Regions from separate parts of the Mus musculus genome. Here region 1 is linked to region 2. A link is a loop called in an ENCODE intact Hi-C map of the cell type or tissue named here. Cell type or tissue: gastrocnemius. All regions are shown on one strand.

What was found. A loop is a pair of places that touch in the nucleus more often than their neighbours do. Peaks named below come from ENCODE experiments on the same cell type or tissue, not always from the same donor. Only the 100,000 strongest peaks of a DNase experiment are listed, where the experiment ranks them.
Region 1: it touches region 2 in a loop (2.3-fold over the local background); 1 of 42 quality-filtered maps calls a loop at or near these places.

Annotation. Positions count from the first base shown.
Region 1 is chr1:59,474,523-59,479,522 of GRCm38, reverse strand. No RefSeq gene overlaps it. Among named protein-coding and RNA genes, the nearest start is that of Fzd7, 5.1 kb to the left of the region's middle. In gastrocnemius, no CTCF peak of the experiment used is centred here; no DNase peak of the experiment used is centred here.
Region 2 is chr1:59,407,297-59,412,296 of GRCm38, reverse strand. The region is part of intron 2 of Gm33724 (a long non-coding RNA gene); the gene reads left to right. Among named protein-coding and RNA genes, the nearest start is that of Gm33724, 9.1 kb to the left of the region's middle. In gastrocnemius, no CTCF peak of the experiment used is centred here; a DNase peak (open chromatin) is centred at 2,519; H3K27ac peaks cover 2,776 bases.

The DNA.
Region 1 (5,000 bases), 67 kb before region 2:
CAGCTCCTTAGTGATATTCTAATTCAAAACAAAACTGCGCACATTTGCGCCAAAGAGAGAGAGATCTGCTTGTGAGACAATGCTGAAACTTTCTATGCCTGCCTCATGTCAAATGCTATGATAAAAAAGAAAAAAAAAAAAAAGAAGGTATCTTTAGTTTTGAGATGCTATGGTTTCAAGGAGCCATGCCATAAAGCAGCAGACCAGAAGAGGTAAGTTCACGATGTAAGGAGCCAAGTCTGTTTTAGGCTCTCTGACAAGTGAGGCAATGTTGGTTTACACTCTCCCTGGGATTAATTTTCTTTCCAAACAACACCTTCCACACCCAGCTCCCAAAGCTGGTATCTTCTTTGGAAAGCCAAGGGTGGAAAATTTTGTAACTGTCTGCTGCAAAACTTCCAATTGTCCCTGCCCTTTAAAATAACAAAGGCCTTTATTTCTTCACATCATAGTCATATATGGCCTCAAAGAAAGTGGTGGTAGTCACTAGCTCCATTTTTTTTTTCCAAGTACTACTTATTTTGGCTAGGTCCCAGGTTTATCTAGCTGAATTACATTCTGATGTCAGAGCAGATTTGAAAATGGCCACGTGGTGCCACAATCCCGTTCTGGTAATGAAACTCTGGCTGCAAGAATCCATGGAAGGCCAGAAAGGCACCTTGGAGCACACACCCATCTTTCTGACCTCTCTTTTGCCAGACATTTTGGCATTATAATGAAGATTTGAGATATCTAATTGCCAGGTGGCCACCAACTTGTGTTCATTTTAGTTTGGGTGTTGACTTGTTCTCTACCCAAACATTTTTATCTTTAAATTACTTTCAAATGTTATGGAAGTTAGAGATGTCCAGATTGAAGACAAGGAAGGCCACTAGTGCTGTAGTGGTGCTCACATTTGGTGGGCGGGCAGAGGTGCTTTATATCGCAGACTCAGTTACTGTATTTGTTGGACCAACTTTTTTTTTTCTTGACCAAGAGTTTTATGAGTTACTTATGGTTGTATAACAAATAGTTCCCAATTTAGCAGCTTTGAAAGAACAAATACTTGGTATCTACAGTTTCTAAGTGTTAGGAACCTGGGTATACTTAGCTTGGCCTGGCTTTGTGTCTGTCTGCTCATTGCAAGCAGGGTTAGTCATGGCTTCATTGAAGCTTGCTCTCTCTCTCTCTCCCTCCCTCCCTGTCTCTCTCTCTGTCTCTGTCTCTTGAGACATAGTTTCTCTTTGTAGTTCTGGCTGGCCTAGAACTCAACTCGGAGATCCACCTACCTCTGCCTCCCAAATGTCCCACTCCCAAACTCGAATAACATGGAGCCCGCCTCAGGCTTTTACACACTGGTGGTCAAAGCCATCGGTTTCCTGTCATTCATCCCTCCCCTAGCACACTCAAAATATGAAACTTCGTTCAGGGTGAAGACTCAGCAGGAGAGAGCACTGGGAGTGTGGGGGTAAGAGAAGGTGAGAGTTGGAATGCCCTGGACTGTGGCACTCACAAGGGAAGCTACAGTCTTCCTAATCCCAAGAGTCCTTAGGTTACCCTCACTTAAGAGGCAACAGGGATGAAGCAAGGTGTGAAGATCCCAGTGGATGGATGTTTGGAGTGCTTCTCAAGGTGATTACGAGGAAGGTTATTTCTTGTGCCAGAGAGTTGTGTAGCCAGGACACAGAGAGAAACAGCTCTTGGCCTGCTGGCCTTGCGGCCCAAGAATGAGAACACAGAGCTGACTGGCTACAGTATCTGTTACTGTCAGAACAGAATCCTGACCCTGGAGGACTTTTCTCAAACACAGTTCTAGGAAAAGCCTCTGGGTGCAGGGAGTAAGGCACTCCATGGGGACCCTGTCTACATTCAGAGGACAAAGCCTTTTCAATACAGTCTGAGAGAGACTTGGGCCATCTGGTAACAGCACTGTAGGTAATTGCCACCTGCATCTCAGTGCCACTCTGTGTGGCACTAAGGTGTGGGCTGAGTGCAGAGGTGGCCAGAGCAGACTGGCTTGGTTCTGGTTCTCACTACTGAATTCCTGTCCTGCCTCAGGCCAGTCACCTAACTTCCCTAGTTCCCTCCAGTGTGTGGAGAGGATTAATGGTGTAAGAGCTGTAAGGTGCTTATGACCCAAACACAAGAAAATCATCACAACAGCATTCTGGTTTAGTTATGGGATGCAAAGCATGAGATGAAATAAAAGGCCCATTTAGCAGTGTATCTGTGGCTTGGGGTCTTTGCTGAAGTTATATATATATGTGTGTGTGTGTGTGTGTGTGTGTGTAATATATATGTATTGTATATGTGATATATAAAGTGTGGCTATTTGGATGCGCAACACATAATATATTATATTATAGTATATATTATAGCAGTATGCTAGAGGATGTTTCTAATGATTGCCTAGGAGAAAAACTTTGGTCTGCACTTTCCCCAATTTCCAAGGTATAGATACTGCTGCTATGGTGGCTGACCCAACATGTTGTCAGTGAGCTCGGAGTTGAAAAAATGTGCACACAGGAAACCCTTGGTGTCTGCTCTAGGGCACTAACGGGCTTATAGAGCTTCTCTTCCAATTGCTTTGAGCATCCAAATAGTCACATTTTAAATATAATGACCACTGCTTGTACTGTGCCAGGTGCTATAAATACACTATGTCTAATTTCCTAACAACCCTGGGAGATTCCTGGTAGATGCTCCCTAGAGAAGCCAGGCCTAGACTAAAGCCAAAACCTATACAGCGGTTTTTACAAGCACTCTGTGGCATACACAGCTAATCTCTGTTGTTGTTGTTGTTGTTGTTGTTAATACAGAGAAGCCTTAGAATGTTGGCACCTAAGACTCAGGCCTACGTTAATGATGCCCGTGAGTGTTACTTCTGCTGTTTCAGCCCACTTATAAGAACCCATCAATTCACTCTAGTTTTCCAAGAACAAAGGAGTTCCTACTGCTGAAACTGCCCTAGTGGGCATCTAACCTCACTCCTGTCACTAAGGCAGGCAGGAAACTTGGTAGTTTTCAGGTCATCCCTATAAGAGAATGCAGGCCCTACCAGCAGAGAGCTGGCAGGAGAACAGCAGGGGGTGGACTCATAGTAGCAGTGGTAAATGCCCCCAAAGAAACTTCTAGAAGACTAAAGATGGGAGTTGGAACCATAGAGCTCGCACCTAGCTGGTTACCAGAATCATCTGAAGAGTGGGGTGGGGGGAGTGAAGGGAGAAAAGGGAAGGGGAGAGAAAAAAAAAGGGAAGGGAAGGGAATTCAGAAGCTTAACCCCACCACATCATGTTGGGTCAGAATTTCTGGCATAGGATTTGGGATTTAAAGTTTTTCAGAGCTCACTAGGGGATTTTTTTGTGTTAGTAAGGCTTGGGGACTTCTATCTCAAACCAGTGCATTGTCACTGTTGCTACACAGAATTTCTTCAGTCTCACAGAGTCCTTACTCTGCCTAATTTCATTTTGAACTGAAGGCTACAAATATCAAAATTGTAAATGAGCAGTGTGTGTGTCTGTGTGTAATGGGGGGAGAGAGACAGACAGAGAGAGACAGAGAGAGAAAGAGAGAGAGAGAGAGAAGAGAGACAGAGGAGGGAGGGAGGTGAAGCCAGAGAGGGTTGGACAAGTGACTGAATGTGTGATGTTAGCTTCTGAGATCTTATCTATGAGGCTCAAGTTCACTGCTGCTATTCTGAAGTGAGACAGCTGCTACTCCCACAGCTCACTTCCTCAGACCGACATTACCCTCTTGGACCACATGAACCCTGACCTCAAAGACTGAGTCATGAATAGATAATGTGACAGAGCCTGGAGGTTGTCTGTCATGAGACCATTGTCCAACAGGTGTATCTGCGGATACAGATTGGCCACCTAATTACATCCTTTGTTTTCAGGAAGGTCTAATGTAAATACACAGTGAACAGAAAAGCAAAAATCAAGAATCAGGAGAAATTTGGAGGAGGCAAGTGCTGTTCAGACAACTGTGCAGGTAGAAATGGTAGCAGCAGAAGCGGTAGAAGGAACAACAGGAAGGCAAAAGGGGAAATAGGAAGGCGAGAAGTAAGGAAGGGACAAAAAAAATCCACATATTTTAAGAAGAGAGGATATCTGGAGAGGCATCTCAGTAGTCAAGAGTACTAGCTGTGTTTTCAGAAGAATGTGGGTTCAAGGTCAAGTACCTACATGGTGGCTCACAACAGGGAACCCGGGGATCAAACACCTTCTTCTGCCCTGCCCCTCCCCCAGGTATCAGACATTCATGTAAGCAAAACACCTGATCACATAAAAATAAAATAAAATAAAATAAAATAAAATAAAAAAGAATTAAAGAGGAAGAAGAGCCCAAATCACAGGGGCTGCTTCCTGGCTCTCTTCCTGCTCTCAAAATCCTACCATGACCCGATGAAACCACTTGACCACTTATCTTTTACTAAGCTTCTAGGGAAAACTCTACCAGCCCTATGCCAGGACCTGGAAAAAGCTGAACACATGGGCATCTTCTGACTTTCCTGGGAGCCCAGGAGGAGCATTTACTCCCAGCTGACAAGCCAGCTTCAGTCCTGCAGAGAGCTGTGTGCAGCCGGTGGGTACATGGCTGCCTAGCGTGCATGACTCCCGGGTTAGATTCCCTAGCACTGCCCAGGACCTAGTGTGGTAGCTTGAACCTGTAATCCCAGATCTCAGAACTTCAAGATCACACCCAGCTCATTGCAAGCTCAAGGCTGGCTTGGGATACATAAGACCCTGCAGAACAATGAGCAAGCAAGAAAACAAAACAAACCAAACCTGGGAAATATAACAGGACTACAATCAAGATATTAACTGAATTATCTGTAAAAGCTCCGCCGTCTCTTTCTCCTGGGTCGGGAGGAGAAATAAATTTGTTACGGCGTACTACCACCTTCAACATGTTGTGGGACTGCTGTCCGTCCTTCAGTAGCTCCTCTTCCGAAGTGACAGACAGATAGGAGCCCCAGTGTTTGGTTGCACATATGGTCTAGGAAGCTTTCTTTCTTG
Region 2 (5,000 bases):
TGTTATATCATGGTGGCTACAGAGGGACTGTCTCAGCAACAGGTCACAAGCCAGGACACCTGCACCCCCCACCTCCCATGCCATCTCACCGTGTAGCCCTAGTTGGCCAGTACTTGCTAGGCAATCCAGGCTGGCCTTGAGTTTTCAGCAGTCCTCCAGCCTCAGCCCCCCTCCCCCCCCCCAGCAGTGGGATTACAGGCATGTGCCGCCAAACCTGAATAAACTTTTCACTTTATTTTGTAATTTAATACCTATATGCCTTTATGATATAACAAAATAAATCAATATTCATACACAATGTGTAGTAGTCAAATCAGGGTAAAATAAGGATTTCTGTCTTCTCAAATAGTATTTCTATTTGCTGGAAAACATTGCTTGCTCTCTTTTTTAGATTTATTTATTTTTATGTGTATATGGGAGTTTTGCCTGCATGTATGTTTGCCCACCATGAGTCCCATGGAAGCCAGAACTGGACAAGAATTATGGATACTTGTGAGCCAGCATATGTGTTCTGGGAACCAACTGTATCTTCTGCAAAGACAAGTGTTCTTAGCTGCTTAGCCATCTCTCCAGTCCCTTCTCTTTTACTCTGAAACACTGTTGTAGACTGTGGTTAGCCAACTCTACAGTAGAACACCAGAACTTTTAAGTCTTTGTACCCAGCTCTGTTTTGTTGGCCTATAAACTGATTTCTTTCAGTTCCCATGTGATTCTGTACCTTTCCACTTTTTTAGTAACTGCTATCCCACTCTCTTGCTTAAGATCAATATTAAATCACTACAAACAAACAAATAAGAACATGAAGTAAGTCTCTCTGTGGCTGCCTAGTTTCACTTGTCCATCAGTCCTTTCATCTTTGGTGTAAGTGACAGGACTTCAGTTTTTTATGGCTCAGTAACAGTGTTAGGCACATATGTCTTACTTTCTTCATTCATTCACACTTTGATGGGCAGCTTGGTTGGTACCAGATCTTGGCTACTGGGAATGGTGCTGTGCTTAGCATAAGAGCACAGGTGTCTCCTTCATGTAAGAGTTAATTTCTTTGCATAAATACTTGGTTGTGAGAGTGCCAGTTCGTAGGGGAGTTCAAGGGTTCTCGACCTTCCTAATACTGTGAGCCTTTTAATACAGTTCCTCATGTTGTGGTGACTCTCAGCCAGAACATTGTTTTTGTTGCTACTTCATAACTGTCATTTTGCTACTGTTATTAATAGAAATGTTAGGCAAGATATCTGATATGTGACTCTCAAAGGAGTCGTGACTCACAGAGTTCTTGAGAACTGCCGGTGTAAAGAAACCTCCATAAGTGTTTTAGTTAGGATTTCTACTGATGCCATGACCAAAAACAACGTGCAAGAATGGGTTTATTTCACTTATTTATTATTTATTTATTTACATTCTACCCTACACTTTCAGGTAATAGTTTATAACTGAGAAGTCAGGGCAAGAACCTGGAGTCATGAACAGAGGCAAAAGCCATGGAGGGATGCTGTTTACTGGCTTGCTCCTCACAGCTTGCTCAGCCTGCTTTCTTGTAGAACCCAGGACCACCTGCCCAGGGGTGGCCCCACCCATAGTGAGCTGGGCTCCCCCACATCAACCATTGATCAAGAAAATACCCCTGCAGATTTGCCCCCAGGCCAGTCCTATGGAGACATTTTCTCAGTGAAGATCCCCTCTTCCCAGCTGTGACAGGAACCACCCAGCACAGTTTTCCAGTGGCCATTCCCACCGTGCATGTTTGAGTTTTCCTTCCTCTGTGTTCTCACCAGCATTTGCTACTTAGTCCTTTGAATCACAGCCATTGTGACTGGGTTGAGGTACTGGCTCTCTGTCCCTTTGATTTACAATTCTGCTTAGTGATACTGAGCGTCTTAATCTAACTTGGGGTCATTTGTGTGTCTTCAGACCATTTGCCAGAGTTTTGATTGGAGTTCTTCGTTGTGCTGTTCTTTAGTTATTATAATATCTGAATGTGTAGCCTTCTCTGTTGGACAGTTTGCAAATAACTCCTCTCAGTGTGTGGGTTGTCCCTTCACTCTGATACCCGTTTCCCTCACTGTGTAGAAGCCTCTTAGTTGGATATAATCCCATTAGTATGTTTTTACTTTTGCCTGTGGTTTTGGGAGTCTTATCCTAAAAGTATCTACTCTGATCACATGTCTTGAAGCATTTCCTTTGTGTTTTCTTCTAGTAAGTTCAAAGTTTCAGGTCTTAATTTAAGTCTTTGATTCTTTCGAGTTGTTTTTTGTATATCATGAGAGGGAGGAATTTAGGTTTCATTCCACATGTACTGCCTGACTCTTGCCCAAAAAAATGTTGTGGCAGCCACATTCTCAGCAGTGGGTGGGAAAGCCAGTCTCCCCACACCCTCTCTTTTGGAAAGCAGTTGTTGATTACCAAGCAGACTTGCTTATAGGGACGCAGTGAGCCCGTATCAGTTAATTACTTTCAGATATGTGACACCCACAGGACATCTGCTCTTAAGTGACAGCTGAGACTGGCCTGGTGAGACTCTGGCGTTCTGCCAAAGCTCTGGAACCTGACTTCTGACTCGTGACCTTCTTGCTGCTCCTTAGATGGTTTCTGCAGCTCGTTTCACCGATACACCCACAGTGACAGACCTTGTCCAGCCTGTGCTGACTGACTGATGGAGCTTCTTAGAACATTCCCCACGTTTCTCAAGCTTGTCCTTGGAATATTCTGGAAGCTTTTCTTCCTTTCTCCCTCCTTCCCTTCCTTCCTTCCTTCCTTCCTTCCTTCCTTCCTTCCTTCCTCCCTCCCTCCCTCCCTCCCTCCCTCCCTCCCTCCCTCCCTTTCTTCCTTCTTTCCTTTCTTCTTTCCTTCCTCTATCTTTCTGGTGACAGTAGAGCATGGTAGATTCTGGGTTTGAATCCTGCTTTTAACTGTGTGACCTTGGGCAGGTGACTTTCCCTTTCTGTTCATTGGATTTGTTTCTTCATGTGCCAAAATGGGAGTAATAATCATATCTGCCCCACTGTTCTTGTGAGGCCTAGGGCAGGTGAAACAGACAAAGAGACCTTTGTGGGAACAAGAGATACAGGTTCTCACACCCTTAATCCACAAAGCCTGCTACCCACCAGGAATCTCTCTTTTCTTGTCAACAGTGAATGAAATGTGACGGTCCCTCCGATGTCTGCTCTCTTATCTTATCGAGAGAGAGAGAGAGAGAGAGAGAGAGAGAGAGAGAGAGAGAGAGAAACAACACCCCTCTAGATACGGGAGGATGCCAAGATGTCTCCAAGGATGAGCTGCCGCCGATCTGTATCTTACATGAGAAAAATCTCCTTAAAGTTTGAGGAAGAGATTTCTTTAAAAATACCATCTTCACGACTAACAAAAATCACCCACATCAGACCACTCTGACAGCTGATAAGAAGCCTGCTCTCTGTCAGTCGCAACTCGAGTCTCCCGAAATCAGTGCAGGCCTCTTCCTTAACCCATTTTTCCTTTAATTAGAACTTTTTGCCTGAGACTTTCTGATCTAGATTTAGTTTTTATTTCCATAATAACTGGGACACACACACACACACACACACAAAAAGCCGGGCGTGGTGGTGCAGATTTCTGAGTTCGTGGCCAGCCTGGTCTACAAAGTGAGTTCCAGGACAGCCAGGGCTATACAGAGAAACCCTGTCTCAAAAAACAAAAACAAAAAAAAACCAAAAAAAAAAAAGCAAAACAAAAAAACAAAACAAAAAACAAAAAACAAAACTGGGACAAGGTTTCTTTAAGTTGGTATCAGAGGCAACCCAGACCAAGCGTTGAGACAAATGGAGCCTCCAGTCAGTATATAATAGATATAGCTATGATCTTGGGAGAGGTCATTTTCCAAACGTTTCTTTTCTTCAGCTCAGCAGTTGTACTTGTTGGGGAAGAATAAGACCCAGAAAAAAAGGCGCGCGAGAGAGTGTGTGTGTGTGTGTGTGAATATCTGCACATGTGGTTCATATATATATATATATATATATATATATATATATATATGTATGAGTGTGTGTATATTGTATATGTATGAGTGTGTATGTGTGTATGAATGTGTGTGTGAATATATTTGTGTATGGTGTGTGTGTATGTGTGTTATGTGTGAATATCTATGTGTGTTGTGTATGTGAATATGTGTATGTATGCATGTGTCAGTGTGTATGTATGAGTGTGTATATTGTATATGTGTGTGTATGAGTGTGTATGTGTGTATGAATGTGTGTGAATATCTATGCATATGGTATATGTGTATGTGTGTTATGTGTGAATATCTGTGTGTGTGGTATATTTGAATGTGTATGTATATTTGAATGTGTATGTATTTGAATGTGTATGTATGTATGTATGTGTCAGTGTGTATGTATGAGTGTGTATATTGTATATGCATATGTCTGTGTAAAAGTGTGTATGTGTGTTTGAATGTGTGTGTGAATATCTGTGTGTATGGTGTGTGTGATGTGTGTATGTATATGTCAGTGTGTATGTGTCTGTGGTGTGTATATGTGTATGTGCAAGTATGTATGTGTATATGTGTGCGAGTGTATGTGTGTGTGTGTGTATGTATGAGCGAATGTACGAGTGTGTATCTGTGTGTGAGTCTGTGAGTGTATGAATGTATGTGTTAGTATACATGTGTATACATGCATGCATGTGTATGTATGTATATATATGTCTGTTAGAGTGTATGTATGAGTGTGTATGTATGTGTGTATGTGAATGTATATTTGTGTGTGAATGTTTTGTATGTGAGTGCGTGTATGAGTATGTGTGGTATGTATGTGTATATGAGTATATGTGTATATTTGTATGTGTAAAACAGGCTAGCTGGGTGTGGTGGGTCATGCCTCTAATACCATTTGAGAAACTGAGGCAGGAAAATTGCTGTGAGTTCCAACCCAGCCCTGGCTATAGAGTGAGAGAGACCTTTTCAAAAAAACTTACAGTAAATTAGTCAATCAATTAAATAAATACAGGCCAAAGATGGATACTTTTGT